Linked DNA regions of Homo sapiens: regions 1, 2, 3, 4, 5 and 6 are each linked to region 7. The links are chromatin contacts, found by Hi-C or POLR2A ChIA-PET in ENCODE. All regions are on one chromosome and are shown on one strand. The core of a region is the stretch at or near the end of the contact, and the rest is flanking DNA. Distances in the headings are between cores, read along the strand shown. Region 1 holds the start of CKMT2-AS1 (CKMT2 antisense RNA 1). Region 2 holds the start of ZFYVE16 (zinc finger FYVE-type containing 16). Region 3 holds the start of ATG10 (autophagy related 10). Region 4 holds the start of ARB2A (ARB2 cotranscriptional regulator A). Region 5 holds the start of DHFR (dihydrofolate reductase). Region 6 holds the start of SSBP2 (single stranded DNA binding protein 2). Region 7 holds the start of CCNH (cyclin H).

The links. A loop is a pair of places that touch in the nucleus more often than their neighbours do. ChIA-PET counts read pairs that join two places held with the same protein, here RNA polymerase II (POLR2A). Pooled maps may share reads with other maps.
Region 1: a loop to region 7 is called in a map of CD8-positive, alpha-beta T cell, with 17 times the contacts of the local background. The contact joins the promoter of CKMT2-AS1 here to the promoter of CCNH in region 7. A Hi-C loop is called at or near these places in 4 of 168 maps with a recorded cell type or tissue (CD8-positive, alpha-beta T cell, naive thymus-derived CD4-positive, alpha-beta T cell and sigmoid colon) and 12 of 50 pooled maps. POLR2A ChIA-PET finds 5 or more read pairs at or near these places in 1 of 52 experiments (naive thymus-derived CD4-positive, alpha-beta T cell).
Region 2: a loop to region 7 is called in a map of CD8-positive, alpha-beta T cell, with 17 times the contacts of the local background. The contact joins the promoter of ZFYVE16 here to the promoter of CCNH in region 7. A Hi-C loop is called at or near these places in 2 of 168 maps with a recorded cell type or tissue (CD8-positive, alpha-beta T cell and naive thymus-derived CD4-positive, alpha-beta T cell) and 11 of 50 pooled maps.
Region 3: a map of CD8-positive, alpha-beta T cell shows a loop between it and region 7 (17-fold over the local background). The contact joins the promoter of ATG10 here to the promoter of CCNH in region 7. A Hi-C loop is called at or near these places in 2 of 168 maps with a recorded cell type or tissue (CD8-positive, alpha-beta T cell and naive thymus-derived CD4-positive, alpha-beta T cell) and 10 of 50 pooled maps.
Region 4: a map of naive thymus-derived CD4-positive, alpha-beta T cell shows a loop between it and region 7 (13-fold over the local background). The contact joins the promoter of ARB2A here to the promoter of CCNH in region 7. A Hi-C loop is called at or near these places in 2 of 168 maps with a recorded cell type or tissue (CD4-positive, alpha-beta T cell and naive thymus-derived CD4-positive, alpha-beta T cell) and 7 of 50 pooled maps.
Region 5: a map of CD8-positive, alpha-beta T cell shows a loop between it and region 7 (7-fold over the local background). The contact joins the promoter of DHFR here to the promoter of CCNH in region 7. A Hi-C loop is called at or near these places in 2 of 168 maps with a recorded cell type or tissue (CD8-positive, alpha-beta T cell and naive thymus-derived CD4-positive, alpha-beta T cell) and 8 of 50 pooled maps. POLR2A ChIA-PET finds 5 or more read pairs at or near these places in 1 of 52 experiments (activated T-cell).
Region 6: a map of CD8-positive, alpha-beta T cell shows a loop between it and region 7 (4-fold over the local background). The contact joins the promoter of SSBP2 here to the promoter of CCNH in region 7. A Hi-C loop is called at or near these places in 2 of 168 maps with a recorded cell type or tissue (CD8-positive, alpha-beta T cell and naive thymus-derived CD4-positive, alpha-beta T cell) and 6 of 50 pooled maps. POLR2A ChIA-PET finds 5 or more read pairs at or near these places in 1 of 52 experiments (activated CD4-positive, alpha-beta T cell).

Annotation. Positions count from the first base shown.
Region 1 is chr5:81,300,078-81,302,901 of GRCh38, reverse strand. It overlaps CKMT2-AS1 (CKMT2 antisense RNA 1), which reads left to right and starts at 1,333. Exons shown (of 2, transcript NR_034123.1): 1 at 1,333-1,615. It overlaps ZCCHC9 (zinc finger CCHC-type containing 9), which reads right to left and starts at 1,315. Exons shown (of 6, transcript NM_001131035.2): 1 at 1,204-1,315. RefSeq lists enhancers at 7-796, 804-983, 1,134-1,233, 797-1,586.
Region 2 is chr5:80,406,650-80,409,767 of GRCh38, reverse strand. It overlaps ZFYVE16 (zinc finger FYVE-type containing 16), which reads right to left and starts at 1,704. Exons shown (of 19, transcript NM_001284236.3): 1 at 1,615-1,704. RefSeq lists a silencer at 1,104-1,223 and an enhancer at 944-1,742.
Region 3 is chr5:81,970,244-81,973,463 of GRCh38, reverse strand. It overlaps ATG10 (autophagy related 10), which reads right to left and starts at 1,441. Exons shown (of 8, transcript NM_031482.5): 1 at 1,158-1,441. RefSeq lists silencers at 1,041-1,280, 1,451-1,780 and enhancers at 795-1,350, 1,351-1,908.
Region 4 is chr5:94,110,090-94,113,341 of GRCh38, reverse strand. It overlaps ARB2A (ARB2 cotranscriptional regulator A), which reads left to right and starts at 1,679. Exons shown (of 11, transcript NM_032042.6): 1 at 1,679-1,831. It overlaps LOC105379087 (a long non-coding RNA gene), which reads right to left and starts at 1,640. Exons shown (of 7, transcript XR_001742441.2): 1 at 1,603-1,640; 2 at 938-1,017.
Region 5 is chr5:80,653,482-80,656,319 of GRCh38, reverse strand. It overlaps DHFR (dihydrofolate reductase), which reads left to right and starts at 1,337. Exons shown (of 6, transcript NM_000791.4): 1 at 1,337-1,916; 2 at 2,263-2,312. The coding sequence starts at 1,831. MSH3 (mutS homolog 3) reads right to left here and starts at 1,668. Exons shown (of 24, transcript NM_002439.5): 1 at 1,356-1,668. The coding sequence starts at 1,592. RefSeq lists an enhancer at 1,047-1,815 and a silencer at 1,233-1,842.
Region 6 is chr5:81,749,745-81,752,749 of GRCh38, reverse strand. It overlaps SSBP2 (single stranded DNA binding protein 2), which reads left to right and starts at 1,653. Exons shown (of 17, transcript NM_001256732.3): 1 at 1,653-1,769. The coding sequence starts at 1,708. RefSeq lists silencers at 752-1,101, 1,372-1,701, 1,872-1,921, 2,362-2,411, 2,632-2,791.
Region 7 is chr5:87,411,350-87,414,222 of GRCh38, reverse strand. CCNH (cyclin H) reads left to right here and starts at 1,293. Exons shown (of 9, transcript NM_001239.4): 1 at 1,293-1,545. The coding sequence starts at 1,429. LOC105379066 (a long non-coding RNA gene) reads right to left here and starts at 1,241. Exons shown (of 3, transcript XR_948543.1): 1 at 1,162-1,241. RefSeq lists enhancers at 1,337-1,506, 1,537-1,666.

The DNA.
Region 1 (2,824 bases), core at 84-2,583, 6.1 Mb after region 7:
ATACCGCATTTATAAAGTCTACAGTAGTGTACAGTAATACCCTAAATAATATCGTAGGCCTTCACACTCACATACCACTCACTGACTCACTTAATAGCTACCGACAGCCCTGCAAGCTCCATGCGTAAGTGCCCTATTCAGCTGTACCATGTTTTCTTTTACACTATATTTTTACAGTATCTTTTCTGTGTTTAGATACACACCATCCTTTTACAACTGCCTACAGTATTTAGTAGTTATACTGTACAGGTCTGTAGACTAGGAGTAACAGGCTATCCCATACGGCCCAGCTGTGTAGGTTTGTGCAAGTACACTATGATGTTCACACAACCACGAAACGGCCCAACCATTTCTCATAACTATACCAGTTCTTAAGGGGAGCATGGCTGTATTAAGCCACCACCTTTTTTGTTGTTGTTGTGGTCGTTGTTGAGACGGAGTCTCACTCTGTAGCCCAACCTGGAGTGCAGTGGGCGATCTTGGCTCACTGCAACCTCTGCCGCCAGGGCTCAAGCGATTCTCGGGCCTCAGCCTCCCGAATAGCTGGGATTACAGGCGCGTGCCACCACGCCCAGCTAATTTTTTGTATTTTAGTAGAGAAGGGGTTTCACCATGTTGCCCAGGGTGGTCTCGAACTCCTGAGCTCAGGAGATCTGCCCGCCTCGACCTCCCAAAGTGCTGGGATTACAGGCGTGAGCCACCGCGCCCGGCCTAAATTATCACCTTTTAAGACCAGCATCCCTGGCAACCCCCCAAGTCTCAGCTCCTAGTAACAGAAAGACCCCTTCCACAGAAGCTGAAGGGTGGACCCAATGAATTGGTGTGAGAAACTCCATGCCACTTTACCAGCGCACTCTTCGCTGAAGTTTATGCGACTGTCATAGTGGGGACCGAAGCTGTTCAAAAGGAAGTAGATTATCCTTCCCCTACGTACGTGGGAAGGGGGAGGCTCTGGGTTATCAAGAGGGTGAAGTGGGAGAGCCAAGCGGCCCACCCACAGGCGGATTCCAGGGCGGCTGGACGCACAGCCCCCAGCAGCCGGAGCCCAACAGCTGAGGTCGCCGCCCCTAGACAGCCCGCGCTCCAGCCAGCTCAGGGACCCAGCGGCTAAGCCTTCTGTCCTCCCAGCTTCCCACGCAAGTTCCGCCAGGCCAGAGGGAACGAACGACGAGACCCTGCAGCTTTGGTGGCTGAGAACCTCACCTCACCGCGCTACCGCGCAGCTTCTTACCGCGCACGAATCCCCCAGAGCAGCCGAGTTGGCGAGCCGGGGAAGACCGCCCTCCTGCGGTATTGGAGACCGGAAGCACATAGTGCCCGAGAGCGCGTCACTTCCGGCGTCACAGACGGTCTTTACAAGCGACTCGTGGGCGTCAATACTGGGCTGAGTTTGTGGCGCGCTTAGTGATGGGATGGCCCTGTGCAGGACGCCGACACGAAAAGATGAAGAGTTCAATCCGTGCTGTCTGAACTCACAGTGTAGCAGGCGAGATAGACGGGAAGATCGGTAGGGTGGGAGATGCCGGAAAGGCTTCCCGTGAGACTGGATAAGAAATCAAAAATCTGGTGAAATTGCCGGCAAGAGGGAGTTAAGGACATTCCAGGCAGAGGCAAGGTAAAGGCGCGGTGGGAGTGGGTCACTGTGATAAAAGTCTGAAAAGGACATTTGGGGGCTCTCTTGGGTGAGAGGCAGTGCCTCATGTCCCCCCTTCAGTGCTCGTTGAGCATTCAATTAAAATGTTAACACTTTGTAGCCAAACAAGTTCTCTTTTTAAGAGGAAAACCCTGGATTTCCAAACGGCTCATTTTCTGTAGCTTCTTGCAAATGGATACCACCACCAGCTGTGCCTAGTGAAAAAATGCAATTTACCAGGACCACTACTCTCAACAGTTTGCTCAATCCATTTAACCTTTTGAATATTTGTCCACTTCTTTTTATCTCTGTTGGCACCTCCTCCCTTGTCCCATATTGTACCTGTAGTTCTACAACTGGTCTGGGGATTCATTCTGCCCCAACTCCCTGAAATCCATTTTCCGTGTCGTAGGAACGGAACTTTTGAAAATGTAAATCATTACATTTAAAGCAGTACTGCTGTACTGCTTTAAACTCTCCCTTCGCTTCCCATTGTTTTAGGATGAAATTCGAACTCCTTATGAAGTCCCTGCCTACTTCCCTAGCCTCACCTTGCTCAGTCTCTCCTTTGAGCTCCGTGCATAGGATCATTTTTTCAATTTCTCAAATGCCGTGTGTACCTTGCCATCTCCAGGCCTTTACATTTGCTAGTCTCTTTGTATGGTACTCCTTTTCTTCTTCCAGTTACTTTCTACTCACCCTTCAAGGCTTTAAGTATTTTATTCTCAAGAAAGCCTTCCAGCCCCCTACCCCCATACTAGACCAATCCCCTACTGTGTGCTCACGGCAGTCTATACTTTCTTATGACACGGTTCACATTTGTAATTACACAATAATTGTGTAAGTTTATTGTATCCTCATTGCCTGGTACATCCTTGGTGCTCACTGCGTATTTGTTTTTTTGTTTTGTTTTGTTTTGTTTTTTGAGAAGGAGTTTGGCTCTTGTCGCCCAGGCTGGAGTGCAATGGCGCGATCTCGGCTCACTGCAACCTCTGCGTCCCGGGTTCAAGCGATTCTTCTGCCTCAGCCGCCCAAGTAGCTGAGATTACAGGCGCCCGCCACCGCGCCCGGCTAGATTTTGTATTTTTAGTAGTGATGGGATATCGCCATGTTGGCCAGGTTGGTCTCAAACTCCTGAGTTAGGCGATCCGCCCACCTCTTCCCTCCAAAGTGCTGGGATTACAGGCGTGA
Region 2 (3,118 bases), core at 455-2,954, 7.0 Mb after region 7:
TCAGCAGGCTTGTAAGATCCTCGCTTTTCCTGCTACGTATCTGTTCAAGGCTGGTGTTTTCTTCATATGCTTCAACCTAAACCAGATAGCACAACAGACTGAACAGAAGCAAACATGAAAATCCAGCTGTCTTCTATAATGCCAGACATTAAAGTGATTCGCAAAAATTTGAAACAATGCCACGCTCCTCTTCTAAGTTTTGTTTTAGAAAATGGTTACTTTTCACTAAAAAATTATTTAATACATGAGTCTGTGATTTTTAAATGAATAAAACATTTTCAATTTTCTGAGTTTTAATTTCCAAAATGGTAAATATACTGCAGCATTAGGAACCAAAAACTCTATTGGTCCTCAATAATTTTTAAGCGTAATTATCCCCAATCATAATGTTAAATGAACTGTAGCACTATTCTATCATGTAACATTATGATTGAGGATAATTAATGCGGATTTGGCTTTATCTGTAATATAACTGTTTCAAAAGATACTTTGCTCATGTATAATCAAGAAGTCATTTTTATGAAGCTTTTTAAAAACATGGGGAAATGCTTACAACGTAATTTAAATCAAGGAAAGCAGACAATCCAACGATATAAAATCTCATCTCAAGAAAATGCACAGGGGAAAAAAAGACTCAAAGGAAAAAAGTCAAAATATTATAAGTAATTGATTACTATTACATGGTGGAATTATGATTGATCATTTTTCCTTATTCTTTATTCTATTTTTTCAATTTTTGCCACTAAGCATGCGGTTTAATATCCAGGAGAGGAAAAAAAGGAAGAAATTAGGCGAAAAATTATATATAGTTCTACTGGATTAAACCATTAAACTCCCGCCAACTCAAGAGACGACAAGCTCAAGTGAATAAATGGAGGAATCTGATTGAATCAACAAAGTGCCTATTTTTTGAATTGAAAAGATTAACTTAATATCAAATGTATGGACTGGTTTTCATACAAGTCAAACTAATAAGAAAGAACATCCTTAGTCTGGAACATAATATTTGCAATCACGATAGTACAAATAAGAGTTAAAAATAAGGTCCTCTTTTGGAGTTCTCAAAAGTACCAAAGGAAAGGCAGCGGGAAAGACGGCCACTGCATCCTTCTGGTCTCTAACCAAGAGAAAATGCATGGGTGCGGGAATGGACAGTGCGAGAGCACCGGCGGCGATGAGACTCCTCTGCGGGGACCGAGCCTCTGCCACTCCTGAAGAACCACAGTCCCCTCCGCAGTCGCAGCCCCTCCCCAGGCGGGACGGCGGCGCCAGGGCGCTTCTCCCTCCGTCCGCTGGGGTCTCTCCCCCAGGAGCGCCGAACACTCCGGCGGCCCGGGAGCGGGGAACCGGGCAAACAGCCGCCGTGATTGCCCTCCCGGTCCAGTCCGGTCTGGCCCTTCAGGCTCCAGGAGGGGACATCAGATTGGAGGGCCAGGGTTCCCCGGCCAGCTCCGGGGGCTCGGAAAAGGAATCGGTCGGGGCCCAGGCTCTGTCCCCAGAGGAAGAGGGCCAGACCCAGCGCCCAGGTCGGCGGGTCCAGCGGTCACCCCGCCCCCCTGTGGGAACAGCAGGGCTGAGGGGAGGCCGAGACGACCGGTCACGGGGGGCTCTTACCTCCCTACAGCCCCTGCGGAGCTTTTTGGGAACTCGACACGACGTCGCGCTGAGGAGTGAAGAGCTACCCCGGCCGGGAGTCCTGGGAGTGCCAGATCCCGGCTCAGGGCTTCTTTCCCCGCCCCACCGGGCAGCGCAGAGAGCGCAGGCGCAGAGGACGCTTTCCTCTTCGGCTCACACGCCCCCTCCCTCGGCATCCGCGGCCGTCTCCAGGCCCGGGGCGCTTGCGCACTACGACGCAGGTTCCGAGCCAAGGGCACTAGATTTCTTACCGGAAGTGCCTGAGTGGGTTGTTGGGTGACGGGGACGCCTGATGATTCGACCTTAGGTCGGGACTCGGTTCTCCACTCGACTGCGGGATCGGGAGGCCACTCGCGTCAGTGTCTGACTTCCTTTACCCTTCGCTAACCTAGAGGCAGCTTCCCCGGCTCCAGCCTTAGCCCTTTGCTGAGCCTGCGCGGCGTTCCGGTCTCTACTGGACAGACCCGCCTTCCCGGCAGCGGGCTAGGCCTGCTCTCCGCGCTGCTGGCCCCTCGGAAAACATAACTTTTTGTTTACTTCAAACTGATTTTACAACACGCTGCCCCCCCGCCTCCCCCGCTTCCCCCGCTTCCCCTTCCTCCTCCCGGCAGCAATAAAAATGCTCCCAGCCAACGCCGAGCTCCAAGCCCCTCCAGCTGACTGGACATTCCCAGCCACACTTTCCTTCCCTTCGCTGCGTTAGTTCTGCATTTTTATTTTAAAGCAGCTGGTAGAACAGCTGTCTCCCTGTCTAAAAGCAAAAGCTGACTTATCTGATGTAGAAATAAAATGTCACTCACTTGATGTATATTTGCTTGTTGAGTTTTGCTATTTTTACCACAAGTTTCCTATAAATTTAAATGAGACCCGGCGCGGTGGCTCACGCCTGTCATCCCAGCACTTTGGGAGGCCGAGGCGGGAGGATCGCTTGAAGTCAAGAGTTCCAGACAGGCCTGGGCAACATAGCAAGACCCTGTCTCTACTAAAAATGAAAATGAAAAAATTAGCCAGGCGTGTTGGCGCGTGCCTGTAGTCCCAGCTACTGGCTGGGAGTCTGAAGTGGGAGGATCACTTAAGCCCAGGAGGTCAAGGCTGCAGTGAGCTCTGATGGCAACACTGCATTCCAGCCTGAGCAACAGAACCAGACCGTGTCTCTAAAAAAATAAAAAATAAAAACAAGGGAAGAGACATACATGTGGGATCAGATACAGACAGATACAGGGAAAAAGCAGTTCCTCAAAGGTTAAACAGCTCACAGTTCATACTGATCTTTCAAAAATCGCAAGAATTGGCCGGGCGCAGTGGCTCACGCCTGTAACCCCAGCACTTTGGGAGGCCGAGGCAGGCGGATCACCTGAAGTCAGGAGTTCGAGACCAATCTGGCCAACATGGTGAAACTCCGTCTCTACTAAAAATACAAAAATTAGCTGGGTGTGGTGGCGGGCGCCTGTAATCCCAGCTACTTGGGAGGCTGAGGCAGGAC
Region 3 (3,220 bases), core at 192-2,691, 5.4 Mb after region 7:
AAGTTTGATAGGTTAGACAGAAAAATGGTTAATATTGGCCGGGCGCGGTGGCTGACGCCTGTGATCCCAGTACTTTGGGAGGCCGAGGCAGGCGGATCACAAAATCAGGAGTTCCGGACCAGCCTGGCCAATATGGTGAAACCCCGTCTCTACTAAACTTACAAAAATTAGCTGAGCGTGGTGGCGGGCACCTGTAGTCCCAGCAACTCGGGAGGCTGAGGCAGGAGAATTGCTTTAACCCGAGAGGCAGAGGTTGCAGTGAGCCGAGATCGTGCCACTGCACTCCAGCCTGGGCGACAGAGCAAGACTCTGTCTCAAAAAAAAGAAAAGAAAAATGGCTAATATCCTACAAGGCACTAAAACTACAACCTTTAGGAGTACTGTATTTTTTTCTCTCCCACTCAGAAATAATTTGCATCTCCATTAATGAAAAAGATGTTAACTACAAAGCCTAGGCCCTAATCAATATCATCATGCCAAACAAAATATAGTCCCCTAGACATCTAAATCATCTTCAGGTGGGCCTGTTAGGCTCCATTTTGACTCTGAAAAAAACATGCTGTCCTTTTGCCTTATTTCCAATACTTTTGTAATTTTTACCGCCACTAAAAGTTTCTATAAATCAGTCAACTATTCCTTTATCATTCTCCGGTCCTCCCCGCCAATTCTTGATTTTATAGGTTTTTTGGGAGGTTTAAAAAAAAAAGAAAGACCTGTTGGCTCTAAATATCAAGTTATTCCTCCTGATACTTAATCTGAAACTTCAAATTAAGTTGGACTCAGCCACTGGAAGCCCCAGTAATTTAATACTGTTTCAACCAAAGATTTGCTATCAGTATGTGGATTTTAAACACAAAGTAGTTACTACCCACTTCGAGGGTGCTTTGGGTACTGGGCCAGGTGTGCTGGTGACACCGTGTGCGCGACGGGGACCGGGTCCCCGAGGAGGGAGTGTCCTCGCCCTTCCCCGCTCGCGGCGGCCAGCACAGGCCTGCAGTTACCGGCGGGGACCCGCTTCCCCGGCCTTTTGTTCAGGACTGGGCTGTTTCCCGCCTACCCGCGCGTGCCCTTCCTCCCTGTCCTAGGAGTGGGGCAAGGACCGTGTGGGAAGCAGAGCCGGGAGGAGACAACCGGCAAGGGCTGTGGGGAATACTCACCCCTCTCCGCTCGGCCCCTGACCCCGCAGCCCAGCCCGGCGAGGGCGGGGCGACGGGGCCAGGGGGAGGAGAGCTGGGGAGAGGGACCCAGCGCCCTGCGAGGCCACTGCCGCGCCGGTGACCCTACGGAACTGAATGATGGGACTGCGGGGGCCTCGAGGGCGGAGGAAGAGCCGAGCCAGCGCGCCCCGAGGCCAACCAGAAGTGGCCGTGGCCTCCTTCAGTCAGGTCCGCGGCCTCCTTCAGTCAGGTCCGCCACGGCCGAGTCGGAGCGTGCGCACTGCGCCTTCCCGCGCCGTGGGGGCCGCCTAGCGCAGGCCGGTGACGTGATCGGCCGCGCGCTCTGGGCAGGGCGGGGCTGAGACCCAGGCCGGGACTGGGAGCGGGTGGAGAGGAGGGAAGCGAGACCTCCCCGCCGCCCGCGACCACCCCCGCCAAGGCCCCGCCCCTCGCCTGGCGGGCAGCTCTCCCCCGCCAACCCCCACCTCCAACCCAACGCAGGCGGTGCCCTCCGCGGAGCACAAAGGCGGCTCGTTGACGGGGGAGCGGGTTACTAGCATCCCCCTAAGAGGTTGGGGAACCATGCCAGCATGCTTACGCTACAAAAAGTCCTGTAAACACCACAATTAAGCACAAGCACGGCTACCCCTTGAAAACTTACGGATGGAGGGAGAAGTTAGGAATTCGAATATTGACAATAGTACCATCTGTGGCACATATCCCAGAGGAGAAAAAAAAAAAACTAGCAGCAAAATTAAATTGGGGCGAAACGATGGGGATAAAGACTAGAAAAAATGTAGGAGTAACAGGGGTAATCGAACTGAAATAGCAGACATCTGAAAGAAAACTAGCATCTGCTCCTTCTAACAACAGAGTTAAATTTGTTGGAAATGAAAGGAGAAAATGCAGGCGAAGAAGTGAAAGGAAAACCTGCCTTCAAACTACATGACATAGTTTTTTGATCTTGTACTACAGTTGTGTAAGATGTCACCATTGGAGGAAACTAGGTGATAGGTACACGGGACTCTAGGTGCTGTAGTATTTTTGCAATTTCCTGTGTCTATAATTATTTCCAAATAATAAGTGTTTTTAAAAGGAGAGAATACTGATCAGTGGCGACCAGGGCAAAGGGCTGGAGGAAGGGGGTGACTGAAAAGGAGCTTGAGAGCTTCTATACCGTGATTGTGTTGGTGACTAAACCACTGTTTGACAAAACCCATAAGAGGTATAAATTTTACTGCATGTGAAATAGTTTAAAACTCAAAATGATGCGACTAATAAAAATGAACTTACACTAACATTTTTTAGCAACTATGGATATAAATTAATTGGTAGCTGCCAATTTAGATTATCCATTTAATTTTTTTAAAAGCACAAGGCAGTGTGTTCTGAATGAGAGCTTAAGTAGACCAGGTGTCTCCATCAACTTTAAGTATTTACCTTAAAAACGTATTTCACAGATGAAAACAAGAATGCGGCTGGGCGCAGTGGCTCACGCCTGTAATCCCAGCACTTTGGGAGCCCGAGGTAGGAGGATCGCTTTAGCCCAGGAGTTCAAGACCAGCTATGGGCAAGGCAGTGAGACCTCATCTCTACAAAAATTTTTCAAAATAACAATAAATTTTTAAAAAAAGAATGCATTGCTTTACATTGTACTCCATATTTTAGAAACACAGTGCACCAACCACCATGTTAATTTAAAAAAAATTTTTTTTGCACTGGAGGTGTTTTAAAGTTTCATAATTCACATGCCAAAAACAAAGAAACTAAAAGAAATAACTCAGTTAACCTCCATGTACTTCCTCTCATCATATCCCTCATGGCAAAGAATGATATTGGCCTGTTTATGTGTTTACCCTACAACACTATAAACTGCTTTAAGGCTACGGTCTGTCATCATAGCATTTCAAGGTTCAAGCAGGGCTCCTGTAGCTCTCCTCTCTGATCGCTGAGGTTCACCGAAAAATCTACTCACAAAGGACAGAGTAATTGGAGGAAATGCATGCAAGTTTATTTAGCATATATACATGAGAACCTTCAGAATGAAGACCCAAAGATACAGG
Region 4 (3,252 bases), core at 430-2,929, 6.7 Mb before region 7:
TGAAGCACCCATATGTTTGTTCAATAGTTTACTACTGAACAAAGTACATTCCCCTAACCCTTGAGTGGGCCTCTATCCTGGAAATATTGAAAGGTCATGTCACTCATCTTTTGACCAATCTCCATATTTTATGTAAACATTGGTATATTCTCTTAATGGAATGTTACTTTTTTATTCAATTTTCACTAGTTTTCTCACTTACGTTCTATTTCTATTTCAGGATCCAACATTAAAGTTGGTCTCTTTAGGCTCCTCTTGGCTCAGACAGTTTCTCAGACTTTCCTTGTTTTTCATGACTTTAACTGTTTGGAGTAGTACTGGTCAGGTATTTTGTCTGATGTTTTTCTCATGGTTAAACTGGGATTATACATTTTTGGGAGCCTTATCTTTTTAATATAATCTGTCACTGTTGCAAAAGTCCACCAAAATAAAAATGTTTCCCTCCTCTGTTCAACAATCCTTCAGCTTCCCCAATTGTCTGCAGCAGAAAATCAAATTACTCAGCATGACATAGAAAGCTTTTCAGAATCTGGCTGTTGCCTTCCTCTTCAGTATAAAGTGTCACTCTACAAACCATTTGAGTTCTTTCCGGAAATGAAGCCCTAACAGTCTTGCAATGCCCGAGATTCATTCAGGTACTCAGTTCTGGCTAACTCCAGTGGATTCTCTCACCTTTTACTGCTCCTTATCTCCCGCCACTTACTTACACCACTTTCTTCTTGTCCTATACACTTTTCTAGATTTCCCCAATCTATTATTTACCACTGTGATCATTCAGTCATTCAATAAGTATTTATTGTCTACTTTGTGGACAGGCACTGTTGTATGGTTGAGGATACATTAAAAAGACAAGATTATGTCACTACCATCAGTGAGTTTACATTTTAGGGGGCAGGGTACATTTGCAAAGTACAAACAGTGTGGAAGTGAAGTATACCTTAGAGAGTCTGAGATCTCCTCTCTGAAGAACATAACTGTTGGTTTACTTGTCAGCCACCAGACTTTCCTTCTCTTTAGCTGCCTCAGAGGAGAGGGTATCTAACTCAGCTTTGTTACCCCAGCGTCTAGTTTAGCCTAATTCATTAAATTAACAGTTTTGGACTAAATAAATGCTCTGAGAGTACTATCTAAAAATTAAAAATCAGTTGCTTCCATCCCTTTCCCCAGATTTATCCTTGAAATACCTTTCAAACCTGTTTCTGGAAAAAACATTAATATCCGTAAGATTCCCATTTGAGTCAAGTATGATAACGAGAAAACTTTTGTCATTAGGATGCTAATATTAACTTCCTATTTTACATGTCCTAATTCAAAGGTAAATTTAATCTTCCGAATCTAGACCTCCCGGTTTTTCTGGAGTTGAATGGACAGGGTAAAGTCTGACACACTCTGAGTAGCGGAGTGGGGAACTGGCTGTAAGGACATCCTTAGAATAGTTAAAATTCCGCTGGGAAAACGAGGCTTTAGAGTGGCCTCGTCCTCTACGGCTACCCAGGCAGCCTTCACAAGGAAGGGCGACCAGAGTCCGCCAGTGCATAAGAGAACTACACTTAATTCACGCGGGCCTCTTTCTCCAGTCCACCTAATACCACAGGAACCTACCCAGGGCCCGCGCCCCGCCCGTTTCCGGGTTGTCGCCGCCGCTGCCGTCAAGTGCGTAATGACGTATCAATCTCCTGAAGACCCCGGAAGTGCAACTCGAACTTGGTCGGGGCGCGGATCCCGAGAGGGAAAGTCATAACAACCGCACGAGGGAGTTCGACTGGCGAACTGGAAGGCCACGCCTCCTCCCGCCTGCCCCCTCAGCCCTGTGGCTGGGGGCAGAGCTCAGGTAGGACTGCCGTTTGCGGGGATGTGAGCTCCGGGGGCAGGCCCGGGTCGAAATCAGGAGGGGGCTGGCCTGGGTCGGTCTCAGGCGGTGGTCGCTGGCCCTGGGGACCGAGGCTGTCTGGAACCACGCTGCATTCCCTGCGGACACCTCTGACTTGTGTCTGGGCCTCCGCTGATGGGCAGGTCCCATGTTCCATTTCCACTCTCTAGGCGGGAGCGACGTGTGTGTTCCCTGGATGACTTTCCTTATGTCGGGGCGTACGGGATTCTGGGAGTCCCTGGAGACAGAGTAATGGGCCCTCCTCCGCTTTCTTGCGAGTGGAGGTATTGTGGTTGTTGTATTAATTTTTTTTTCTACAAAAAGTATTATTAACTGCCAGCGCTTTACCAGAAGTCATTCACTGCAGAGGGATTAAAGTGCAGTTATAAAATGCTCTCAAAACTTGTAACATGCATGGGCGCGGGTGGGACGTTTCTCTGGGATGCAGTATGAATTAAGTGTTGAATACTTTTGACTTTGAAATAAAGTAAGTATGTTTTGGAAGCAGTCTTCTCTTTCCCTCATCCAGGTGTTTAACATATTCTTATAGTGCTCCAGGGTCTATATCTGTTGGGCCAAGAAACTCGTTGTGTTTGGATATACTGTATTTAATGACATGCAATGTTGTTGCATTTGTCCATTTCTCCCAAATCCTCAAAAAAGCTGTAGAGGGAAAAATTCTCTGGTTTTTATCTACAAGTGCATTGTATATTTATCAAAATATCAGTGCGATTTTTTAATGTAGTACATGACATCGTTTGCATTAACGCATGCCATATACTGCATAACAAATATCTCATTGATAAGGTGTATTCTTTATCCTACAATGCGAGGGACGGTTACACTGTATACATTTAGCGAATGTAGAAACTGAGTAAGAGAGTATTTTTGGATCTGCTTCGTTAAGGCCTCAGTGACAGTGCTGGTACCAGGCTTCTTTCAGAATTTTCAACTAGGCCTTACTTCCACTTAACCAGTGAATCCTACGCTGAAAAGTTAAGGATGCTCTGGATGCTTTCAGGCTATGGCTGCTCCATATGGTAGAATAAATAGTACCAAGGCCAAGAGGGAAATATTATCTATGAAACCATGAGCATCCACTTGTTTATCCATTTAGCAAGTATTTACTGGCAACCTTCAGTGTGCCGGATAGTGTTCAGGTGATGGGAAGACAGCAGTAAACAAAATAGAAAGTCCTTTTGCTCCTGGAACTTACATTCTAGTGGATGGAGACGTATAATTAACAAGTAAATATATAACAAGTAGTGATTAAGAGGTATAGAGAAAGGCAGGGCGCGGTGGCTCACGCCTGTAATCCTAGCATTTTGGGAGGCCGAGGCGGACGGATTGCCTGATCCCTGGAGTTTGAGACCAGCCTGGGC
Region 5 (2,838 bases), core at 88-2,587, 6.8 Mb after region 7:
AAGGTTCCTTGCCATCCACTCTTCAAAGAATCCTCTACTTTTAGCTCTGGAAAACCCTATGGGTGAACTGTTTTTAACACCATAAAAGACAAGGTAGAGTCTGATAGTCAGGAGCCTCAGCAACTCAAGCCGTGTTTAGAATTAATTGAAACCAAGGCTGCTACCGGTCTTGATTCAATGAGCCTTCAGCTTTCTCTAATTATAAAACTTGAATCACCCTACTTACATATGCTAAATAAAATACCTCTAAGAAATAAACAGTTATGTAGCAAAGGCACAGAGGGGAAAAGATAGGTAATAAAAGAACAGTATCATTTTTGACATGTTCACTGCAATTTAAGTGTTTCCTGTTTAAAAGGTTTATGTTCATCACTAAAGATGTGACAAGATTATGAATTTTTTCTTGGCAGAAAACTTGCCAAAAGCATACATAAGTCCTTCACCAGCTACCCTTTAAATGGTGGGTGCAAAATTTTGGTGAATTCATGAAAACGTAGCTCGTCCTCAAAAAAAACAGAAGAGGAGTAATCATTTTAAGGGAGAAATATATACGAAAGGAACAAGATTTTGAAGCACCCAAGCTGCCACCTACATTAAAACACGGTAGGTGGCTAAACACCAGTCTTCAATGCCCTTCCACAGCCTCAATCTGAAAAATACTGTGCAGGTGACCCAAGTGAGGGGTCACCCTTGGGCTTTTCCTGTGGCAGTATCTCTGGTTTAAAAACAAACAAACGTACTTATTGCGTTGAAGGATGGCAACAGGAAGGACTCCATGATTAGTCACATCTATACCATCCTAAGAAACTTTATCCACCCAAACTGTATTTCAGACTTTATAATCTAAACTACAAAAAGAGTTCACTGGGGAACTGCACAATATGACTGCTTTTAACCGTAGTGATTTCAAATATTGAGCCATGCTGTTGCAGTCTTAAAAACTGGAGACCTAAGGGCAGCTTTCTTCTAGTCACCCAATCCAGCACTTTTTTAAAAAATCAGTAAAACTCTTCGACCACCAAGGAAAAAAAAAAAGGATGGAGGTTAAAAGACGCACCCCTTGCCCACAAGCCCCCTCATCAGAATGGGAGTCAGGAGACCTGAGTTCCTGTCTCAGGCCTGCCATTAAAAACCTGCATAACCTTTGCCTATCTCCTCAAACGGAAGTACTAAAACCTCAGCGCTTCACCCAATTTGTAGCCCCGGCTGGGCTCTTCCCACCTTCCCCTTCTTCAGCCCGCCCCTTCCTCCTCCAGCCCTATCATCGGGCGGAGGGTCCCCGCCTCCGCCCGCCTTACCCACAAGCCCCGCCCCCCCAGCCCCGATGGCCCTGCCCAGTCCCAGACAGAACCTACTATGTGCGGCGGCAGCTGGGGCGGGAAGGCGGGAGCTGGGGGCGCTGGGGGCGCTGCGGCCGCTGCGGCCGCTGCAGCCGCTGCAGCGCCAGGGTCCACCTGGTCGGCTGCACCTGTGGAGGAGGAGGTGGATTTCAGGCTTCCCGTAGACTGGAAGAATCGGCTCAAAACCGCTTGCCTCGCAGGGGCTGAGCTGGAGGCAGCGAGGCCGCCCGACGCAGGCTTCCGGCGAGACATGGCAGGGCAAGGATGGCAGCCCGGCGGCAGGGCCTGGCGAGGAGCGCGAGCCCGCGGCCGCAGTTCCCAGGCGTCTGCGGGCGCGAGCACGCCGCGACCCTGCGTGCGCCGGGGCGGGGGGGCGGGGCCTCGCCTGCACAAATGGGGACGAGGGGGGCGGGGCGGCCACAATTTCGCGCCAAACTTGACCGCGCGTTCTGCTGTAACGAGCGGGCTCGGAGGTCCTCCCGCTGCTGTCATGGTTGGTTCGCTAAACTGCATCGTCGCTGTGTCCCAGAACATGGGCATCGGCAAGAACGGGGACCTGCCCTGGCCACCGCTCAGGTATCTGCCGGGCCGGGGCGATGGGACCCAAACGGGCGCAGGCTGCCCACGGTCGGGGTGGCCGACTCCCGGCGAGAGGATGGGGCCAGACTTGCGGTCTGCGCTGGCAGGAAGGGTGGGCCCGACTGGATTCCCCTTTTCTGCTGCGCGGGAGGCCCAGTTGCTGATTTCTGCCCGGATTCTGCTGCCCGGTGAGGTCTTTGCCCTGCGGCGCCCTCGCCCAGGGCAAAGTCCCAGCCCTGGAGAAAACACCTCACCCCTACCCACAGCGCTCCGTTTGTCAGGTGCCTTAGAGCTCGAGCCCAAGGGATAATGTTTCGAGTAACGCTGTTTCTCTAACTTGTAGGAATGAATTCAGATATTTCCAGAGAATGACCACAACCTCTTCAGTAGAAGGTAATGTGGGATTAAGTAGGGTCTTGCTTGATGAAGTTTACCAGTGCAAATGTTAGTTAAATGGAAAGTTTTCCGTGTTAATCTGGGACCTTTTCTCTTATTATGGATCTGTATGATCTGTATGCAGTTCCCAAGGTTCATTTACCATTATTAAAAAATTTTTGTCTTAGAAATTTTATGTATGTCAACGCACGAGCAAATTATCAGGCATGGGGCAGAATTGGCAGCTGGGTGGAGGCTTCGGTGGAGGTGAGCACTCCGAAAGGAAAACAGAGTAGGCCTTTGGAACAGCTGCTGGAAGAGATAAGGCCTGAACAAGGGCAGTGGAGAAGAGAGGGTAAAAATTTTTTAAGGTTACATGACCCTGGATTTTGGAGATCTCGAATTTAAAGGTGATGCACCAGGGATGAACGCTCAGATTTTCAGTTTGAAAGCTGGCGTGACATGTAAAGGAGTGGAGAATAATGTACCATTGTAATGATGAGGCGCCTCTAGGACATCTAGGATAATTTCAGGCGTGGGGATC
Region 6 (3,005 bases), core at 404-2,903, 5.7 Mb after region 7:
CACCAGTATAGAAAGTCCTTCCTCTTCATTTTCCCGTCTTTATGTCTGGTTGCCAACCGCGTTTTTGATTCTCGACCTCTCACTTTTGCTAACTGCCCTTCCTTAATCATCTGTTGATGTTTTATTCCTATCACTTCTGTCAATGCTCACACCCATTTCTTTCCTTTCCATCTATCTGTATATCTCCATATGCATTTTATGATCCTCCTACTAAATGCTTAAAGCTGTGTGTGTGTGGAATAGAACGGTACCTTCCTCCACGCGAATCCGATTTCCCTCTCCTCCCATAGCTACTTCTTGTCTATTCATCCTTTCCAGATGTCGCCCTGTCCCACCCCATCTGTCCCCTTCTTCCCCGTGTGAAGCCCATCTTCTTTCTAACCCCATTTGCACCCGTCTGATTTTACAGTCAAGGACTTCAATAAGATAAATGATGCAGAGTTCTACTGGGAACCAGATTGTGTGTGTTTCTGAAACTTTTGCGCGTTTACTGAAATGGGATTAGGGATTTGGATACAGAAACATTCTCGGGCAGCCTTTCAGCCCTGGCACAGCTTTGTACACCTTGGAGCGCGCTGGGGCCTATTCTAACGGGCAAGGACAGGGAAGTCTTTCAAGACCTTTTCTGGCCTTTTCCACTCCAGGGGTCAGGATGAATAGGCATCACTGACCCAAACTGTTAAACCAGGCCGGGTGGGGAAGCCTGGGGCCCTCTTCTGCGGCAGATCTGGCGGGGTGTCCAGGGCGCCGCGGGGCTCCGTGCAAGAAGGGGTTGGGGCAGGGGCCGCTGCGGCCGCAGGAGTCACCGGGCCTCCTCGGGAGGTCCGCTCACCTCTTACAGAGGAGGCCGACCCCAGGCCGGGTGCTCCCCTGGGGCGCAGGGCGCGGCCCCGGGCGCCGCCACCGCAGCGGCGCCGAGGGCCGGAGGTGCAGCCTTTCCCCAGGAGAGAAGGCGAGTCGCTGTCGGTCGCTCAGCCAGAAGGTCGAGGGAACCGCGCGGGTGTCCCTCGCCAGCCGGCCCTCTGGGAACAGGGCGGGGGCGACACCCCAGGGAGTAGGGCTGAGGACCGCAAAAATCAATCGTGGGTACCGGCGCGGGGTCACGCATAGGAGAGGAGCGGGAGAGGGGCTGGTGGGGGCCCCAGGGCGGCTGAGGCCGTGGCTCTGTCGTGGACTCGGCGGGCGCCCCGAAGTCTGGGGCCGCCACGGCTCCAGCTCCGCCGGCTCCGGCCGGAGACTCCAGGCCGCAGTTTCTCCTCCTCCCGGCGCCTTCTCTCCAGTGAGGAGCTGAGCGCGGGCGGCGCGGGGGGAGGGGTGGCGGCGGAGAGAACAGCCAGTTGTTTAAAATCCTTCTAGAGCAGTTTCTAATTCCCCCCTTGCGCCCGGGTTCGGAGGGGGGAGGGGGAAGGAGAGCGGGTGGAGGGAGGAGAGCGGAGAGGGAAGGCGGGAGGGAGGGAGTCGGGGAGGGAGGGAAGGAGGGAGGAGACTGCCGCTGAGGCTTAGCCGCCACCGCGCGCTTCGGAAGGCCAGAGGGAGGGGGAGGCCTGTCAGTCTCGCGCGTTGCCTGGGCGAAGGGGGCGGAGCTTTGGCGTGGGGCGGCCAATAGTGGGGGTGGCTGCGTGGGTCGCCATGGGGACGGGGCTGTTCCCGGGGAGGCTGTGATGGGTTGACAGGTGCGTGACAGTGGGAGCTGCTCTCGGCACAAGCATGTACGGCAAAGGCAAGAGTAACAGCAGCGCCGTCCCGTCCGACAGCCAGGCCCGGGAGAAGTAAGTGTCTCCGCTTCTCACCCACCTCCGCCTTCACACGCGCGCACACTCACGCACGCACTCGCACACTCTGGGAGACACAGACACTCTCCGCCCGGGGAGCGCCGGGGGTGGGCTGGCAGGGGGAGGGGTGCCGCGATGGGGGCGTGTGGTGCGGGGAGCTGCGCTTTCCCGGGAGGTGCGGGCGCTGGGCGGGCGGCCGCAGGGGGCTGTCGGCGGGAGGGACCGGGTGTGTTGAGGGGCGGCGGTGGTGCTGGTGGCGAGGATGGAAACTTGTTTGGGTGATTGAGGGAAATAACCCGCGGGTTCACCTTCCAAAGTAACTTTAGAGCTGGGGTCCGGGGCTCCGGGGACCTGGGGAGCCGCCGGGGGTGGCGGGAGGGGCAGCTGCGTGGAGGAAGGCGCGCAGTGGGAATGTGGGTGTTTGGCGGGCCGGCCGGGGTCGGGGCCGGGGTCGGGGCGGGCAGCGCGGGGAGCGCGGCGGCGGGGGCCTGGGCGCTGGGGCTTAGGGCCGCGAGCGCGGGGCGAGGCGAGGCGAGGGCGGCGGTGCCGGGCGCGCGGCGGGCGGAAGCCGGGCGTGGAGCGGCCGAGCGGGGCCCCGCGGGGCGCGGAGACGCGCGCGGGGCGCGGAGGGCGTGTGCGGGTTGGGCGTCCGGGCTTTCCTGGGCCAGCTACGGACGCGGCGCCCGCAGTCCCCCGCGCATCGCGGGGCTGGGGCTGGGGCTGGGGCGGGGGCGGGGGCGGGTGGGCGCCGGAGACGCCGCCGAAGTTTGGGAGTCGGAGAGGGACCGAGTTCCCGGGGAGCTAAAGTGTGTTGGCGAGGAGCGGGATCCGCTGGAGGAGGCTGGCGTTTCTGCCTCTCGCAGCGGACCCAACTCCGCGGCGGCGGCTGGCGAACTTTTTGTGAGGCTGGCAGCCCCCGAGCGGCGGGAGGGGCGGGCCCGGCGGGGCGGTGGTCGGGGGCGCGCGGAGGGGAGTTGTGGGAGCCGCCGGGGGCGCCCGAGGAGGGCAGCTGTGGCGGGGAGGGCCAGTGGTCCGAAAAGGGGTTTGTGGGAGGGGAGAAGCGTTCAGGTGGGAAGGAGCCGCTTGGTTACAGTTGTGGGGAGATACAGGTGTTAACTTCGGTGGGAGCCCAAGAGGCGGCTGGCGAGAACAGAGCCCCTCCCGGCCCGGGATGCCACTGTCACGGCACACTGCAAAGCAAAGCGGTTTGCTGCTATTCTTGTGTACTTGTAA
Region 7 (2,873 bases), core at 44-2,543:
AATTATTCTTTCCCCAACATGCAACATTTTAGGTTGTTCACAATTCATTGTAATCAATTTGCCATGCCCTTTGATCTTCTCTTTTTCTCTCTTTTCTTAGCCAATTTATGAGACCAGGTTAGCCACATATGTTGAGTGTGTGGCTCTCCAAAATTATATACCACAAATGGCATAAGTTTGAGGAATTCAGATAACTGTGGCAAACTCTAACCTCAGCTGTACCCAACAAAAATGAAAAAGAAAAGGCTTTCCCTTTCTTAAGCCCCTAAAAACATTTTAATAGAAAGCAGAGTTAAAGTCATCCTGCCACTTCTTCTTTTTACCTGTGTGGGCTTTTCAAGACCTAAATTCTCTAGGTCTCATCATCTTTCTCTTTCTTTTTATTTATTTATTTATTTTTTAGAAAAGCTATTTGCCATAGGGAAATCCATTTTTCGGATTGGATATATAATAAATACATGAGAGAATAAGGTATGCCTAAATGGGACAAACCAGAATCCATGTAAATTTTGAACCTCACCTGCAATTTTGAAAGTCCTATTAATTTAAAAAATAGTAAATACCTTAATTTTCATGATAGCTTACTGTAAGGCTCCCTAGAGGCAATGAAAATGGGAATCTCAATAAAACGAATACTACCATACATCCTGGCTTCAGAGATGAAAACAGAGGGAGAGGATTGGCTAGTTATCAACAGAAGGGTAAGGAAAAAAAGCACAGAGAAAGAACAGACAAGGCAACAAAAGTGGCAGAACTGTAAGGGCCAATACGCATCCACTGCTTCAAGTTTTTCAGCCATGTTCCATTCTCCGAGATTTCTGGTAGTGCTTCAAGAATACTGGTCTCCAAACTCTTCCTGAAAAGGGCTAGGAATGCTTCTGCCTGAAGATCTTACCTATTCTTTCTGGGCCCCGTGATCTCCCTACATGATTGATCAACCTACTATTTCAACTCTTTCAAGCCTTTTCACAAATGTCAACTTCAGTGAGGCCTCTATTTAAAAATGAGCACCCTACGAAATCCTTTCCTCATTTCTGATTATCCCCTGTGAATTTACATCTGCCTACTCCGTACCCTCAGTTTATGCCCCTTGAACACTCTTGCCGGGCGCTTCTCCTTTAAATCTTGCCTGGAAGGGGCGGAGCTATGTCCCAGACTCACCGAGAGGAGCGTTCTCTAGGCTCCGCCCACTTACGTCTCAGTGGGCGCCCTAACGAACCCGGGATACGGTCTGTTCCTAGTCCGCTCCGGAAATGCAACTGCGTACGGGCTGGCCGCGTAATCGTGACGACAGCGCGCCAGCGCCGGCTAGCCGGACGCCCTAGGCTTCCGCGAGATCTTCGGTGGGGGTACGGGTGTTTTACGCCAGGACGCTGATGCGTTTGGGTTCTCGTCTGCAGACCCTCTGGACCTGGTCACGATTCCATAATGTACCACAACAGTAGTCAGAAGCGGCACTGGACCTTCTCCAGCGAGGAGCAGCTGGCAAGACTGCGGGCTGACGCCAACCGCAAATTCAGATGCAAAGCCGTGGCCAACGGGAAGGTGAGGTTTTCCCAACGGTTGCCCAGTTGCCCGGTCACTAAATTCTGAGCAGCTGCGGGAGCTCTTCTGGCTCCCAGGACAATCTCGCTCCGTCGTTTCTCTGCCTCTGCGGCGCGGAGTGCGTTTTTCTATCAAAATAAGCGAGCACCTTGCCAGGTTCCGTGGGTACAAAGACGAACAACGCCATCCCCGTCGTCGAATGGCAGACAAGTAACCAGTCTTTGTAACGTAGTGAAGAAGAGAGTAAGTAGTGTGCTAAGGTAGTGCGTGGCAAGAGCCGTTCACTTGTCAAGAGATGATGTTGGGGAAGGTTTTTCCCAGTAGCCAATGCGGAGAAAATGGGAAAGGAAGTTCCAGGCAGTCAGAACCACCGTTCAGAGTGGGAGGGAGGTCAGAAGTTACAGAGATGGTGCGTGGACGTGTTTGTGGTCGTATGTGGCCGAAGTTGAGTACCTGTGCAGGAATGGCTGGGGAGGGTAGGAAGGGAACTTGTAAGTGGAAGTGAGGCGTTTAACATTTCCACTGAAAGGATGAGGAACCTTTGAAATATTTAAAATGGGAAGCTAACCTTATCAGATTTCCGTTCTGGAAACAGCGCTCTAGCAACCTCGTGGTGAATGGGTTGGATGAGGGAGGGAGACCAGAGACCAAGTACAAACCAAGTGACTGAAGATGGTTTGGACTATGGCCCGCTAGCCAAGTTCCTTCTGTTACAGCTCTCGGACTGGTTTAATCTTTCCTGCAAGCTCCACTCCAGCAAGTGTTCAGTGCCTCCAAATTACCGATACTGAGTTACTTTACTTTCTACCTTTAATTCACATCTATTTCATATCACTGATTTTAGCACCTGAATTAGTTTCCTAAGGGCTGCCTTAAAAAAATCACCACAAACTGGGTAGCTTAAAATAACAGAAATTTATTGAAACATTTGCTGTTTTTTTACAACTTGTGACGTAATGACTGACCGAGAAACGGATGTTGGAAGCTTTCCAATCATATTTTAAAAAGTCTGTCTACTTTTTAATTTATAAATAATGATATCACAACTGTGAGCATGTGCACACAGCCTGTCATGATTGTTTATACTTTAATGAAGCAAAGGTCTAGCTGACATTCCGAAAAGTCGTGAAATGATGGTACAGTTTTAGTTTATTAAATATTTTCCTACAGCTATTTTGTGTAATGATTAGCGAATCTATAAAGAAAATGAGGCGTGATATATACCCTTCGTTGGATATATAAACTAAATTTAATCTAGATAGAGAAAAATGTTTTACAATTGTTTAATTCATTGAATTCATTGAACTTGTGTTGTAATTGTTGATCTA